3 separate regions of the Mus musculus genome follow, and all the other regions are linked to region 3. Evidence: chromatin loops called from intact Hi-C (ENCODE). Cell type or tissue: left cerebral cortex. All regions are shown on one strand.

The links. Hi-C counts contacts between places; a loop is a spot of excess contacts. Peaks named below come from ENCODE experiments on the same cell type or tissue, not always from the same donor. Only the 100,000 strongest peaks of a DNase experiment are listed, where the experiment ranks them.
Region 1: a loop joins it to region 3, with 6 times the contacts of the local background. A loop is called at or near these places in 13 of 42 quality-filtered maps.
Region 2: a loop joins it to region 3, with 6 times the contacts of the local background. A loop is called at or near these places in 4 of 42 quality-filtered maps.

Annotation. Positions count from the first base shown.
Region 1 is chr11:94,158,036-94,163,035 of GRCm38, reverse strand. Gm35338 (a long non-coding RNA gene) reads left to right here and starts at 467. Exons shown (of 4, transcript XR_001780294.2): 1 at 467-2,493. RefSeq lists an enhancer at 859-4,381. In left cerebral cortex, a CTCF peak has its summit at 2,435; DNase peaks (open chromatin) are centred at 2,416, 2,921, 3,310, 4,306 and 1 more place; H3K4me3 peaks cover 1,181 bases; H3K27ac peaks cover 3,869 bases.
Region 2 is chr11:94,320,085-94,325,084 of GRCm38, reverse strand. Luc7l3 (LUC7-like 3 (S. cerevisiae)) reads left to right here and starts at 3,122. Exons shown (of 10, transcript NM_001361574.1): 1 at 3,122-3,395. The coding sequence starts at 3,297. In left cerebral cortex, no CTCF peak of the experiment used is centred here; a DNase peak (open chromatin) is centred at 3,097; H3K4me3 peaks cover 2,599 bases; H3K27ac peaks cover 2,104 bases.
Region 3 is chr11:94,209,525-94,214,524 of GRCm38, reverse strand. Tob1 (transducer of ErbB-2.1) reads right to left here and starts at 3,071. Exons shown (of 2, transcript NM_009427.2): 1 at 2,794-3,071; 2 at 1-1,039. The coding sequence starts at 885. In left cerebral cortex, a CTCF peak has its summit at 3,033; DNase peaks (open chromatin) are centred at 3,307, 4,175, 4,585, 4,968 and 4 more places; H3K4me3 peaks cover 4,671 bases; H3K27ac peaks cover 4,258 bases.

The DNA of each region.
Region 1 (5,000 bases), 51 kb after region 3:
TTCCTCCATCTCTGAGGCAAAGGGGAAGAGTGTGGCTGGTTTCCAGGACCCAAGGCTGACCACCATCTTTTCATGAGTCCAGTTCCACGAGGCAGCCAACACTGCCTTCTGCTTTGAGAAAGAGTGTGTCGCAGCCACACAGTTTGTTTCTGCGGTCCTGTGCTTCTGTCTCAGAAAGCGTGTTACTAGCCGGGCAGTGGTGGCACACGCCTTTAATTCCAGTGATCAGGAGGCAGAGGCAGGCAGATTTCTGAGTTCAAGGCCAGCCTGGTTTACAGAGTGAGTTCCAGGACAGCCAGGGCTACACAGAGAAACCCTGTCTATAACAACAACAAAAACAAAACAAAACAAAAAACAACAAAAACAACAACAACAAAAAGAGAGGAAGAGAGAAAGAAAGAAAGAGAGAGAGAAAGAAGGAAAGAAAGAAAGAAAGAAAGAAAGAAAGAAAGAAAGAAAGAAAGAAAGAAAAGAAAGTATGTTGCTTTCCACAAGGCTTCTGGTTTTCCTGTTCTCCCCTACCTGTTTTTTCCAGGGCACCCAATGGGTGACAGTGCCACGTCCAGGACACTGGACTGGAGCCACCTTTATAGAACCGGTTTGAAATCAAACAATGCCGTGGTACACAAGCCAGCTGAGCCAGAGGTGTCCATGGGCCAAGAGGGGCAAAGGCCGAGAGACCAGAGCAGAGCATGGTGCATATCCAGGGAGCTCACCCTTGTTTACCAGGGAGCTAGGAGGTGACCGATGGAACTGTGCCACCCCAGGGAGCATGTAGATATCTCTCCTCACCTTGGAGGTAAAAGAAGGGGCTCCTGGGTGGGTCGGGTGAGGGGAGCAGGACAAGGGTCTACAACCTTCTGAACCTGTGTCGGTCGGGCTGGGGCTGTCCTATAAGCATGGTGGCCTTCAACCCAGGTATCCTCTGCCCCCAGACGGAACTGAGAGTGGGAGGTGAGCGAGCATCTAGAGAGGGTGGCTCTCGGTGGAAATTGAGTAGAATGGCAGAAATAAGTCAAGCCCAGGCCTGGGGGGTAGAATGCTTGCCTGGCATGCAAGAAGCCCTGGGTTCAATTCCCAGCACTGCATAAACTGGGTCAGGGTGTCTTCCAGCTGAAATTTCACTACTCTGGAGTTAGAAGCAGAGGGGATCCAGAGCTCAAGGTCACAGTACCCTTGGCTACATAGTGAGTTTCAAGGCCACCCTGAGCTTTAAGTTAAATAAAATATCCTTGCAGGTGGATAATTTGAGAAGTTCCCAGACCCTATGAAGACAGCCCTAAGGGACAAAATATAGTGGCAGGAGTGAGCTGGGCAGCAGATAGCTAGGTGGACATTTGAATCCACCTAGAATTGGCCCCAGCTGTGTGACTAAGGACTTGGGGGCCCTCACCACCATGTGTACTAAGGTAGGGTGGGGATGGGGACCTTAGTCAGAGTTTGGGAAGGTATATGGCCTAGAAAACCTTCTGGACATACGCGTAACGAGGAAGCCTGCTTTGGACTCTCTGTTCCCTGTAGCCTGGTTTCCCTTTTGCCTGGCACACCCAGCAGGCAGAGTCCAGACTCGCTGACCTCAAAAAGTCCCGCCCCTCTAGCCTTGTGCTTCTGACTATTCATTTCCTGCAGAAGGCTCAGGGTTTTGCCTACTGGGTAAAAAGCAGAGGCAACTCCACCCAAGGGGCCCACACAGAAGCCCAGGGATACTCTTGTCTGCATCCCAGACCCCACGCCCACCCCTGCCCCCGCCTTGGTGCGACCCCGTGCCCCCCGCCCCGGTGCAGGGAGGGAGGCACCTGTGCCTGGCACGCCTTCCTGCTGGGTCTGGACTCACTATCTTAGAACTGAGCGTGAAAACCCAGAAAAGCTCTGAGCCACCATCCAGCCCCTAAAGTCTTCCTTCTTTATCTCTCCACATCCCATTCCATCCCTCCCTCCCTGCTAAGGCAGGGGCGAGGATTCGACCACTGATAATTGATTGTGACTTCTCTCCACGCAAGCACAGGCTCACCGAGGGATAAAACACGAAGGAGCCCAGTGGTCAAGAGCTCGGGCTGCTCCCACATTTCCCTGGAAATCACTTAAAGGTGCCAGCATAGGAGACGTCACAGTGTGCCCCACCCCCACCCCAGGCCTGCAGAGTATGCACGGTTTCAGTCCACCCTCACTTAAATAGACTGTAGGTTCCCTTTGTAGGTGAGGAGACTGACAAGCCCTCACTGCAAGCCAAGGGCAGGGCTCCGTATGGAATTCTCAACAGGCCCGTCTACTCCAGCATGGCTGGCGAGTCCCCGACAAGCCTTTCTCCACATCTCTGCAGTGTGAACACCCAGGCGCCTCCATTCAGAGCCTGGCTCCGTAGCCAAACGAGTCTAGTGATGTCATCGTTGCCATGGAAACTCTCTCCAGGCGTCAGGCAGGACCAACCTCCCCTGAGCAGTTTCCCTTTGTGTGGACTTTGCAATGCGTTGCCAAGGCAGTGAGGCCTGCTGGGTGAGTTGGCACAGGGCAGGGAAGGCAGACAAAACCCCACACTGCATCCCAGAAACCACCACTCACAGCACAGCAGGAGAGACGGGGCTGCAGCTGTAATCTCTGCTGGGGTGGGGGGGTGGCAGCGGTGAGGGGTGTGGCATTTAAGAGGGGATGGAGACCTGTTCAAAACCCCTGATGCCAATTACCTTTGAGCGTGGTTAGCGGGATTCTGACCCCTGTATCTGCAGGGCCTGGATCTTGTGAAAGGGCAGACAAGCTCGGCAGGGTGTGAAGAGGAATTGGTGGTTTGGCTGTTTGAGTGTAAGTCACTCTGAGAATCACTGCTGAAGAAAGAAGCCCCCAGGGAGTACACTAGCTGCCTTAGTCCCTCTTGGCTCTCAGAATCCTCCCAGCAACTCCGGGGAAGGGGACAGAAGAAACAGGGTGCCTTCTGTACTTCCAATTCTGTCACTGGTGGTGGCGTGGGATTTGGGTTTCTTTCAAACACTATATAGCTCGTTGTCCTTGAACTTGAAATCCCCCTGTCTCAGCCTCCAGAGCACTGAGATTGCAGGTGTGTGCTGCTATCTCTGGCTTGTTTACCTCTTTGTTTTTCTTATTGCTTTCTCCTGGTTACCCGTTTGTGCCTAACACAGTTTAGATTCAAAATGGGGGCGGTCCAAGTTCCCTCGCTGAGGCCTTTTCAATCCAGGTTGGCCCCCCCGCAGCCTGGGATCTATCGGTTTTAGAGAAAGAATACTACTCTATCTTTATAGAGTAATCCTGCTCTGTCTACCAGGCCCTCCAACACCCGGATCTCAGCCAAGGGATTGCCACAGAGTCTGCCCCTCCCTCCTGGCTGCCTACAGAGGCTCCAGAAGCTATTGGCTAGTAAGGAAAGCCAGTGTCCTGGCTAATGTCTACAAGGCCACCTCCATCCCAGCTTCAAGTCACACCCTCTTTTGTCCTAGAAGCTGCAGGGGCCTCTTCGCTCCTAGGTCATTTAAAAGGCCCCTGTTCCTTGCCAGTGCCTGTGGCTAGCAGGCCCTTGACATGGTGCATAAAATCTTCCCCGTGCCCCTGTTCTTAGAAACCTCCAGGAAGAAACTTCATGACCTTTGCTGGCAAATGACAGAGTCTCATGCTTAGAGCTGAATGAAGGCCATGGCGTTCCTGGGTTCACCCGGAGCCTTCCTGCTTTCTTGGTCACCTTCTTCCTTAACTTCCCAGGGGGCTGAAGGGGAGGGCTCCTGCTCTACAATCCTGTGGGCTAGGCTACTTGTTCAGGCTGGGAGGAGACAGACTCTCGGTATGTCCTTCTGCCCTGAGCCTGGGCTCCTCCTCCGTCACCCGTGTGTCTCTGTTGAAGGTCTACCAAGTCACATGGTATGATGTCAGAAAGGGTTGTGGGGTGAATGGCTATGGGGTTCTCAGGCCGTACTGGGTGCGCCTGCCTACAGCCAGACAGCATCTGGACCAACCGTGACCCACCTCTGCCTGCCATTCTTTCCTGAAGCAAGTATTTCCTGACATCTGTGCTTTGTGCTATGAAGGCTTTCCCCCTGCTTCCAAAGGTCCCAAACAAGCCAAAAAGGATGAAGGAAAAAAAAATGTATGAAAACCAGGCAGCTCACCAGGACTTCTGCCCACACAGCAGCGAGGAAAACTGCCATCAGCAACGGTGGTCAGCGCTAGCTCAGCCCGTGGCACTGTGACAAACACCTTTGTTCCATTTTCCAAACTTCCTGTACTTTAAGACCGTGTTTTGGTAACAGAGACTCCCAAGGAATGCGAGCACCGAGCTTGAGAGCACATGGCTTCTAGACAGCAGGAAGGGAGGCTGGGGCGGAGGTCGGCTTCGACACCTGCCCTCCCCACAGGGGCATGCCCAGGACCAGTGAAAAGTGCCCCCGTGAGGCTGCCAAAGCTCATAGTCCTGGCGGGGGGCAGGGGCACCCCCTGGAGACACAGACCTCGGTGAGAAAGTCCAGGGTGACCAAAGGTCACAGATGACAGTCTTACCCAGGCCTTTGAACTTCGTCTTTGGGGCAACAAGCAGCCTGGAGAACTGAGAGGAAGAAATGAGGGTACACATTGTCCACAAGGGTGGGGTAGCCCTGTGAGCTGGCTTAGCCAAACCTCAGTTTAGTCATCCATAAATGGGGACAAGATACTTTTTACACAGACACAGGCAGCTGGGAGGATATCTTTTATTATCTTATGGTTTTGGTTTGGTTTGGTTTTTGCTTTTTCGAGACAGGGTTTCTCTGTGTAGCCCTGGCTGTCCTGGAACTCACTCTGTAGACCAGGCTGGCCTCGAACTCAGAAATCTGCCTGCCTCTGCCTCCCAAGTGCTGGGGTTAAAGGCGTGTGCCACCACTGCCTGGCTTTTTTCTTTTCTTTTCTTTTCTTTTCTTTTCTTTTCTTTTCTTTTCTTTTCTTTTCTTTTCTTTTCTTTTCTTTTCTCTTCTCTTCTCTTCTCTTCTCTTCTCTTCTCTTCTCTTCTCTTCTCTTCTTTTCTTTTC
Region 2 (5,000 bases), 110 kb before region 3:
GTAGAGTGTCCCAGTAAAGAGGGTAGGCATGAGTACTAAATTCAGAAAGGAGATCTGAGGTGGAGGTTGGAATCTAGCACTCAGCAGCCGAAGGGGCTAGCTGAAATTTTGCAAACGGAAGAGATAATCCCAAGGGAGTTCGTGAGTACCCAGAGAAGATGGCCAGATAGAACACTGAAAAACTCTCAAGAGTTCTAATGAGGGAAAGGAGAGAAAGTTTCAAAAGAGCTTGAGGATGAGTAACTGAGAGTGGGTGGGAGGAAGAGCAATGGAGTGGGCAGGGATAGTGATGAGTGACACACAGGCTCAAGAGCCACAGAACGGATAACCTTAAGATCCTTTGTGACCTTGGAAAGTTATGGGAGAGTTGAGGAGGTGGCTTTGATTTTTCTCATTCTGTCAAGGCTGGCCTTTAACTGTGTAGCCAAGGACAATCCTCCTGCCTCGGCTTCCCAAGTGTTGTATTTTAGCCTTTTGGATTTGCTTCCAACTAATTTTCCAACCAACCCATTCTTTTTTTTTTTTTTTAAAGATTTATTATTTCATGTATGTGAGTACACTGTAGCTGTCTTCAGACACATCAGAAAAGGGCATCAGATCTCATTACAGATGGTTCTGAGCCACCATGTGGTTGCTGGGAATTGAACTCAGGATCTCTGGAAGAGCAGACAGTGCTCTTAACCACTGAGCCATCTCTCCAGCCCCCAACCAACCCATTCTAGTTCAACTTCATGAGACTCAAAGAATACTTTTAAAAGTTCCTCTTCTAGCAGACTAACAGTTTTCTTCATTGTTATCTATTTCATGTTTTGGAAACTTTTTTGCGTTTCTTAACTGTAAACTCTTCAGATTTCTGTTTGAGGGATATATGCTAACACACTGGGAGGCTGGGGTGGGAAGACTGTCGGTCTTGAGTTCGAGGCCTCCATTTTCCACCTTACCTGGTTGGAGCTTTGCCACACTCCTCAGTCAGTGCCACAGGGAGCTGACTCCTCCACTCTGACAATAAAAAGGTTCTTTCCCTCTTGCTAATAAAGGAATTAAGAACCTGTTGGGTCTCCTCTATCAATGTGCAGAGTATATCAATTAATTTAATCTGCACACTAACACTGATGTGGGCATATAACAGAAGTTTTGTTGAGGTTTCTCTGTGTAACCCAGCTATCCTGGACATTTGACTGCCTCTACCTCCTGAGGATTATATGAGCCACCAACTTTGGGCCTCCAATTTTTAATTTTAACTTTTTAAATATAATTTACTTTATGTGCATTGGTGTTTTGCCTGCTTGTCTGTCTGTCTGGGGGCAGGGGGTGTCTGACCCTGGAGTTAGGCAGCTGTGAGTTGCCATGTGGGTGTTAGGAATTGAACCTGGGTCCTCTGCAAGAGCAGCCAATGCCAACAACTGCTGTGGCATCTCTCCAGCCCTTAATTTTTTAAAAATTACATTCTATTTTATGTGCCAGTGTCTGTGTGTGTGGATCAGCCCGTGGAGGTCAGAGGACAGTTTTCGGGAGTTGGTTCTCTCCTTTCTCTGTGAGTCCGGGGGATGAAACTCTTGTCACATTCATCCAGCTTGTCCACAGATGTCTCTCAGCTTAGTCATCTCACTAGCCCCTGGGTTTTATTTTTTTTAAAAATTGTTTTAGACAGGAACTCACACAGCAACCCATGCTGGTCTGGAACAATAATCCTTCTGGCCAAGCCTCCCAAACAAGGGGATTATAGGCCCGGTCTGCTATTCCTAGCTGAATATGAATCTTGTTTTTGAGACAATGTCTCACTATGTAGCCCTGGCTGGCCTCGATCAACTTGCCTCTGGATTGCTAGGGATTAAAAGTTTGCAAGGCCGAATTAATACTTTTAAAGAAATTCCAGGGAGTTCACCACTCAGCATGAAGAACAGAGTTTAACCTCCAGCACATACATGTAAAACAGTGGTTTATAGCTGCAGTACTAAGGAAGCAGAAATAAAAGGATTCGTAGGGCTTTCAGGCTGACAGAGAGCTCACGTCCCAGTGAGACATTCTTTTTGAAAAAGGGTTTCTCTGTATAACAGCCATGGCTTTATACAGAAACTTGTTTTGTAGACCAGGCTGGCCTCAAACTTAGATATTCACCTGCCTTTGCCTCCCAAGTGTTAGCACTTAAGAGGCAGAAGCAGGTGAACCTCTTTAATTCATAAAATCCACCTGACTCTGCCTTCCCAGTGCCTTCCTAGATAAAAGGTATACGGTGACAGCAAGCCCAGCTAAGTTTTCCTAATCTTTTGAAAGTTTAGATTGAGGAGCAATGGTGGCACGTCCTAGCACTCATAAGGCTGAGACACGGGAATCTCTGTGAGTTCGAGGCCAGCCTGGTGAGTTCCAGAACAGCTAAAGTTACAGAGAAACCCTATCCCGAAAAACAAAACCAAAAACCAAACAAAGGTGGATAGTTCCTGAGTAATGGACTCCAGAGGGTAACCTCTGGTCTCCTCTATGATTCCCTGAACACACAGTAACACATTTGATACAAAGTGAAGGAAGATAAATTCCTGGATTGGAGGTATTACAACATAATTCCTCCACCGCATATAGTCTATTCCTTGATTTTCCTCCCTAAAAATCGAGGAAGTCCGGACAAAACCGGGTAGAAGAGTTGAGGATTTAACTCGCTGGTAGAGCGTTAAGCGTTAAGGTTCCCGGTTCAATCCCCAGCATCGAACTGGGTGGGTGTGGGAAGGGTGGAGGGTGCAGACATAAATAAGGACAGGTAGAGGAGGAAGAAACTACAGCGACAGGAAAATGGAGTCTGAGCACGATCGCAGCTCGCTCTTCTTGTTTCCCTCCCTGGAAGATGGTCCCCCGCACACCACGTGGACAAAGGGACATTTTCTCCGTTTCAGGGCAGTGGCAAAGGACCCAGAGCTAGATTGCTCTTTCTCCAAGTAAAAAAGAGGCCGACACCGGCAGCCGTTAGAGCGTCCACCGCTCCGTTGGGTGGAAGGCACGGCGGGGGCGGAGTCAGTGCCTGGCGGGGCTTTGCCCCGGGCCCGGGCCGGAGGTCCCGCCCCCTCGCCGGAGAAGCCGCGCTGCCCGCCCTCGCAGCCCGGGCCTAGGCGTGTCTCCACGGGCGCACGGCATGCTGGGAAGGTGCCCGGGCGGCGGCCATTTTGTCTTCTCGGCTCCTCTCTGGAAGAGGCTTTTCGAGCTTGAGAGTGGGCCGAGGGGGCTTGGTTCGGCGGCCGGGCGGCTGGTGGGGTTTTTTATCGGGTGGGTGCTAGGGCTGGCGTGAGCAGCCGCCCGGAGGAAGCACCATGATTTCTGCCGCGCAGTTGCTGGATGAGTTAATGGGCCGGGACCGAAACCTCGCCCCGGATGAGAAGCGCAGCAACGTGCGCTGGGACCACGAGAGCGTAAGTCCCGTGGGCCTCGGGCCTGTGCCCCGGGGACTGGGGGAGGGGGAGCTGAAGGGACCCGAGGGCGGGCCGAGGCTGGCCCGAGCGGGGTGCGGCGCGATTTGGGGGGACCTGGCCGCGCCGACTGAAGCACCTGACGGCGGAGGGAGGCGGGCGTGCGGCCCAGGACGGAGGGAGGATTCCGCGCCAATCCGGGGGATAGCGGCGTTTGTTGTTGTGTGGAGGAAGTCCGGGATGGCGCTTGGCTGGGCAGAAGAAGAAGCACCTTGGTGAGGCCGAGAAACGCGGGAAAAGGAAGAAGGAAGGGCTCGCTTGATTCCACCAGAGCTCCGGGGTTTTACCGTATGAATAAGAAAGCAGGCTTCCGTTATTTGGGTGCAGTCTGTCTGTCTGTCTGTCTGTCTATCTATCTATCTATCTATCTATCTAGAGTGTGTGAGTGTGTGTGTGTGTGTGTGTGTGTGTGTGTGTGTGAGAGAGTCGGGAGTCATATAGATAGATAGCCTGACTCCCGACCAGTATTCGTGGGGAAGGACATCGTAGCAGTGCATTGCTTAGGAGTGCTGCCATTTGGACACTTCTGTGAGAAGGTAGACAGTTGAAAGACGGAACGAGGTACAGTTTTATCATGAACAGTTTTTTGCTAATGCGGTTTGATGGCCGTTTGACGCGTGCTTGATGGCCGTAGTAGACCCTCAGCTAGGCAGTTGTGAAGGTTTTTGTTTTCACATAAACTCATTCGGTCCTTTTACTCTCTTAGAAAGGTTAACTATAACTCCTGGGTCGCAGGTGAGGCTAAAGCCTCTCTCTCTCTCTCTCTCTCTCTCTCTCTCTCTCTCTCTCTCTCGGTCTCTTGGTGATCGGGAAAGCTAAATCTAATTTTTGTAGCACTGTTGAGGTTGCACTGTTCTTCGTGCATATACTGTACTGTATTTCAAGTACTTTTTATCTAGTTTTGTACGTGGAGCACACTGTCTTAGATCTGAACTGGAGAGTGGGTACACTTGATTTTACCTTGCAGTTATAATCAAACAGCAGTTTTAAATCACTTGATAAAATATGAGAAAATGGCTCAACAAAAGCTTTGTTTTGTTTCTGTTTTTGAGGCAGTGTTTTACTCTGTAAGCAGGTGGTTCTCGAACTTGAAATCCTCACTCCGCTTCCAGAGTGCTGGGATTACATCGTTGCCACGATTGGCTAACAGGCTTTTTAGGAAAGTAAATTATGTATTTTTTTAAATCTATTTATTTATTATATGTAAGCACACTGTAGCTGTCTTTAGACACACCAGAAAAGGGCATCAGATCTCATTACAGATGGTTGTGAACCACCATGTGGTTGCTGGGATTTGAACTCAGGACCACCAGAAGAGCAGTCAGACCTCTTCCCCACAGAGCCATCTCACCAGCTCAGTATGCGTTGTTTTTAAACACATGGTTTGAGTGAAGTAACAATTTCTCTTTTGACATATAGAAAAAAAGTAAAGTGGGGTACCTAATTTCTGTATGTTTAAAAAAAAGTGTTCAGAGCTAATAGCAGGAGCCTTCAGTCCTAACACTTGAGGCAGATGCAGGCGGGATTCCTGTAAATTCCAGGCTAGCC
Region 3 (5,000 bases):
GTTAGGAAAAATAAATTCCTTGGCATTGGGAGAAAGAGCAGAGGTTTGCTGCTGCTGCTGCTGCTGCTGCTGTGGCTGCTGCTGCTGCTGCTGCGGTAGTGGAGGCGGCGGCTGGGATGATGACGGCTGCTGCTGCTGCTGCTGCTGTGGCTGCGGCTGTGGCTGCTGCTGGCTGCCCAGGCCCAGCCCATACAGAGAGTGCACTGAGGAAGAGATGGCTTTCTGCTTCAGGAGGTCGTTCACATTTACAGTCAGGCCCAGGTTGATCGGAGAAGTGCGAGCTACCTTGCTGCTACGGCCACTATTCTTCATTTTGGTGGAGCCGAACTTGGTGGCAGCAAAAGTGGCAGTGGTAAAGGTTAAAGGCTGCGTGGACCGGGGCATGAAGGTAGGGCTGACAGCAGCAGAGTGGCCGAAGGGAGGTGAGGGAGAGCTGGACACGGAGGAGGCCGGGTCGCTTATGGGCATGAACACCTGGGCCTCCGGGTTAAAGCTGTTTTTGATCTCCTTATCCAGCTCACAGCCGGTTTCACTACTGTCGTCCACGTACAGCACCTTCACTGGTCCCTTTTCGCCGATCTGGTAGGAAACCTCAAACGGGTCGATCCAGACACTCAAATCCTGTGGCAGATTGCCACGAACATCGTCAATGTCCAAACCACTCTCTTTGGATGCCTGCTCGATCACGGGGTCTACCTTCTCCCCCACGTGTATACATCTAAACCCTGAGCCTTTGTATGGCTTTTCAGGATACCAGTGCCCTTCATATTTCTTCTTAAGAAGTCTTTCAAGCTCTTCACCAAAAATGTTGACACGTCTCCTGGGAAGCTTATTGTACAAGTAAGAAATAATAAAATTGAGTGCTACTTGGATTTCAAGCTGCATAGCTGCGAAGCCACAAAAGTTAGCTTTGTTTCAACTCCTCCACCAGAAAAATAAATTTTTTAAAAAAAAAAATCAGTTTGTGGCAGAGAAACAAATTCTCATTCAAAGTGCTGGTATTAGAAGATTATCCTTCAACCTTCCCGTGGTCTTGTTCCTTTAAGAAAATAAAACAAAAGCAAACACATCCAAGTGAGATCAATGTAACAGCTCCAAAGCTTTCTACCTGAAGCAATTTTATTTTTGAAAATGTCTACTGGGCTAGAAAGACTGGAAATGACCGCTGGAAAATAAAAGGAACAGACCATAAAAAAAAAAAAAATCCTCTTGCTAAAGTTCAAGACAGATTTATAGTTAAAACAGCATTCTACATACCACTTCCCAGCAGGACTTACAGGACCTCCAGAACATGTATCCTTTATGTTTCTTCTCGCACAGTGTTTACTAACTGTACTGCACACTCATCCACCCACCTACCCGTACACTCCACTTTTACAAGTTGGTCATTAGTTTCCTTGCTAGTCACCATTTTAGAAGTGAATCCCTAGTTCCTTTTGGAAACATCACATTTAAATCTGCTTTATGTTAAATATTCGGAAATGTTATAAGTTACAAAATTATTTTTAATTTTCAAAGTACCTGGTACTAAAATTAAAGGTACTAAATGAGTTGTCATCTTGGTAAATGAAACCAAATTATCCTCTCTAGTTTTAACCATGCCAAGGGCTCTCACACTCTTGCTCTTCTGGGAGCCTTTTTCTTTTTTATTGTGTACTGCCCCCCCCCCCCACACACACACATTCTGAAATTCCTCTCAGCTGCAAGTATAAGAAAAACAAGCAGCTTAAAACTCCTATTGATTACTCTGCTTAAAGGGCAGAGTTTCTCAGTTTTATTCTTATTTTTAAAAGCCATCTCCTTCCCTCTTCGGATAAACGGGCAGTCCCTGGAGAGGCTGGAGCGAAAAGGTCGACCTTTAAACGTTTGCTGGATCAGCACTGGGTGGGGATAAGAAAAGATCAAGGGCAAAGAGAGGTATTTCCAAGGGAGAGCTATTTGTACAACGAGGTTGATCAAAAAGGGCATTTAAAATAATCAAACTGGTGTGGATCCGTCTGTTCCATTTTCCATATTCTTGGTGACAAAGGGCAAAGAATCTCTCGTGTAGCCCCCAAACTACACTTTCCAAGCCGAAACCCAAGAGCAGGCAGAGAAAGCAGATTCAGCTGGACTGCTTGAAGGTGCAGCCGAGCCCAGACAGGCTGGGTGGAAGGTGGTTTTTAAAGCAACGCCTTAACACAGGACTGTGAAGAATTACATAAACAGCCAGTTGGGTCTCATTAGATTTCTGCTCACAGCGCTGGGAGCCCGAGCGCTACAGCAGCAGCAACAGCCAGAGGAGGTGGAGGTGGAGGAGGAGGAGGAGGAGGAGGAGGAGGAGGAGGAGGAGGAGGAGGAGGAGGAAGAGGAGGAAGACTACTAGACTTGCTCCGGGAGGAGGAGCTCGGCCCGGGGAAAAGGAGAGCAGGCTCTTTAGCTGCCTCAGGGACGCGGCCCGGGCACCGGCAGGTCGCGGCGCGGGCCGCCCAGTCTTCCCCTCCCCCGCCGTAACCTGACCCTGCCGTCCCCCACTCTGCTCCCCGCTCGAGGCTCCTGGGACCTAGCCAGCATCCCGGAGCACCGGTCCGGGCCCGATCCCTGTATCCCGGCGCCCCCTCCCCCTGCCTGGGCGCCGCTGCCCCCACCCCGGGTGCTCCCTCCTCCCGGTTGCCCGTCGGCCGTCAAGCCTCCGGACCAGGTCCCCGGAGCCACTCCATTCCCTTGGGTCCCCGAGGCCGCCCCTCCACACCCGGGCTCGCAGGACGCTGCAGCCACTCCCTCGGCCCCTAGCCGCCGCCCCGCCGTACTTACAAGCTGCTCCGGAGCTGCGGCCGCCGCCGAGCCGCGGCTGGGCGGGGGAGAAGGGGCAGCGGGCGGGGGCGCGGGTGGGTCGGGAGCGGCGAGGCGACGGGGTGCAAGACGTCGCCACCGCCGGACACGCGACGGACGCCTCGGGCGGGTCCGGGAGCTCGCTGCTCTGGCTCAGGGGTGGCGGGGACGGCAAGCTTACACGAGCGCGCTCGCTTCTCTACACAGCCCGGCGGCCCGGCCCTGCGTCCCCGTACAGCGCCCTCTGCGCGCCGGGCCAGAGCTTCGCTCCTTCTGCCGCGGCGCGCGCCCCGCCTCTCGTTTTATAGCCTCCTCCCCGCCCCCAGCCTCCGCGGGGGTGCGCGCCGCTCGCGTCACAGTCCCGCCCTCCCCACCCGGCACCCCCCGGCCGCGCCGACTCCGCCCCTGCCCTGCCCCCCGACGCCATTGGCCAAGTCCCGCCTGCCCACGTCCAGACGGCCGCTGATAGATGGTCACGCCTCCTGAACGCCGCTGTGACCAATGAGCTGAGAGTCCCGAGAGGTTGGGGGAGGGGTTAAGGGAGGCCTTGGAAGGGGATTGGACAAGGGTAGGGATGGGATGGTAGGGATGGGGTGGCAGGGCCCGGGGGCCTGGGGGTGGGGGGTGGGGGGTGGGGGGGGAGGAGGGGGAGCAGGTGGCGACGCGGCGGGGACCGGCCGGGAGGGGCAGCCGAGGCTGGGGGAGGGAGGGCAGAGTACACGGAAAAGGCTGCTTCCGAGCGAGTGCGACTGTGGCCGAGGAAAACCCCACTCCTGGGCGAGCTAGCCTGTGGGTCTCAGCCCATCCCGGGGTAACCGGGACTCGTGCTCCCGATTCATTGAGTATTAATCCCCGCAGGGCCTAGGCCAACTGCCACCCCGAGAGTGACAACTGCAGAACCTGGGGGTGGGGAAGGGAGGCCACGTCGCTGCACCTCCCGCACAGGTGACAGTTTAACTGCCTCTGCAGCTCCCCCTGGCCAAATCTCCCCGGGTCACCTGGCAGCAGCTCGGACATGAGGGTTGCTTGAGACCGTAAGAAAAAAAAATTGTCTTATATCAAACGTCGCAGAGAGCGACACGCTGCCAAACTGCCTGTGTGACTCTGTGTGCGTGCCCACGCGTGCATTTTGAGAACTTTCACCCAGGCCCACAAAATAAACACGAGGCCTCGCTGAGGAACCTGCGAGAGTTTATGAACTGTGCACAGGTGTCCAGGGAATAGGGACGCCAGGGACTCTAGGGGCGCGGATAGGCGCCGTTTCCACAACCTGCAGCCCAGAAATCCGAGTTATCGTCCGGAGTGGAACGGGGCGTTCCTCTTGGCTAAAAATAATTACTCACAGGTAGCAACGATGCCTGATTGGTCGCACTGGACCTTAGCGGCCAGACGATTGGCTGTCTGGTCTCCAGGAGACCGACGTCAAACTCGGACTGGGTAAAGGCGAGAGAAAGTCGAGGGGGAGCCTCGGAGAGAAGGGGGGGGGGGGTTGGGGGGGGGGAGAAAGCGCAGCAGTGAATGAAACGCCCAGGGCCCTGCCTTCCCCTTCCCTGTCCTGGGCATTCGGGCCATGCTTCCTGGAAAAAAACCGGTCCCCGTGCTGCCTTGCCCTTAAACACTGCAGGGCGGGCATTTCTATGCCTGTCTAGAGGTTAAAGCACAACTCACCGTCTGTGTAGCCCATCTGTACCACCCAGGGCACAAACCCTGGTCTACGCGACCCGCCAAGAGCCTTTTCATTTTATAGATGCAGAAGTCTGGATGTAGCCTATTATTTTGCACTCGGACCTGCTTGCGTGGGTTCCCACCTCCTCTTTTAGAAGGAACAGCTTTGAGAAAGGATATTTCTAAAGTCTCACAGCGTGTGAGAATGGGAGGGTTTGTGGAATGGGCTGAGGGGTGGGGTGGCGACCGGTCAGGTGACCCATTTCTTGTTTATTGCACAGGTTCCTAAAACTTGGGTAGCGTTTTTTTTTTTTTTTTCTTAAGAACATAGAAGTTTTACTCAAAAACGCTTTAAATTCTGTTTTATTTTTAGTATTTCGGCTTTTTAGTTGCAGAGTGGAATTAGATTGTGAGAGCATGGTGTTTAAAATGGAAGCATCTGGCAGCAAAATATTTTAATATAAATTATTCTTCCACTGTTTTCCTTCGTTGTGTGGTTTTGCTTTTCTAGTGTGAACGTTAAT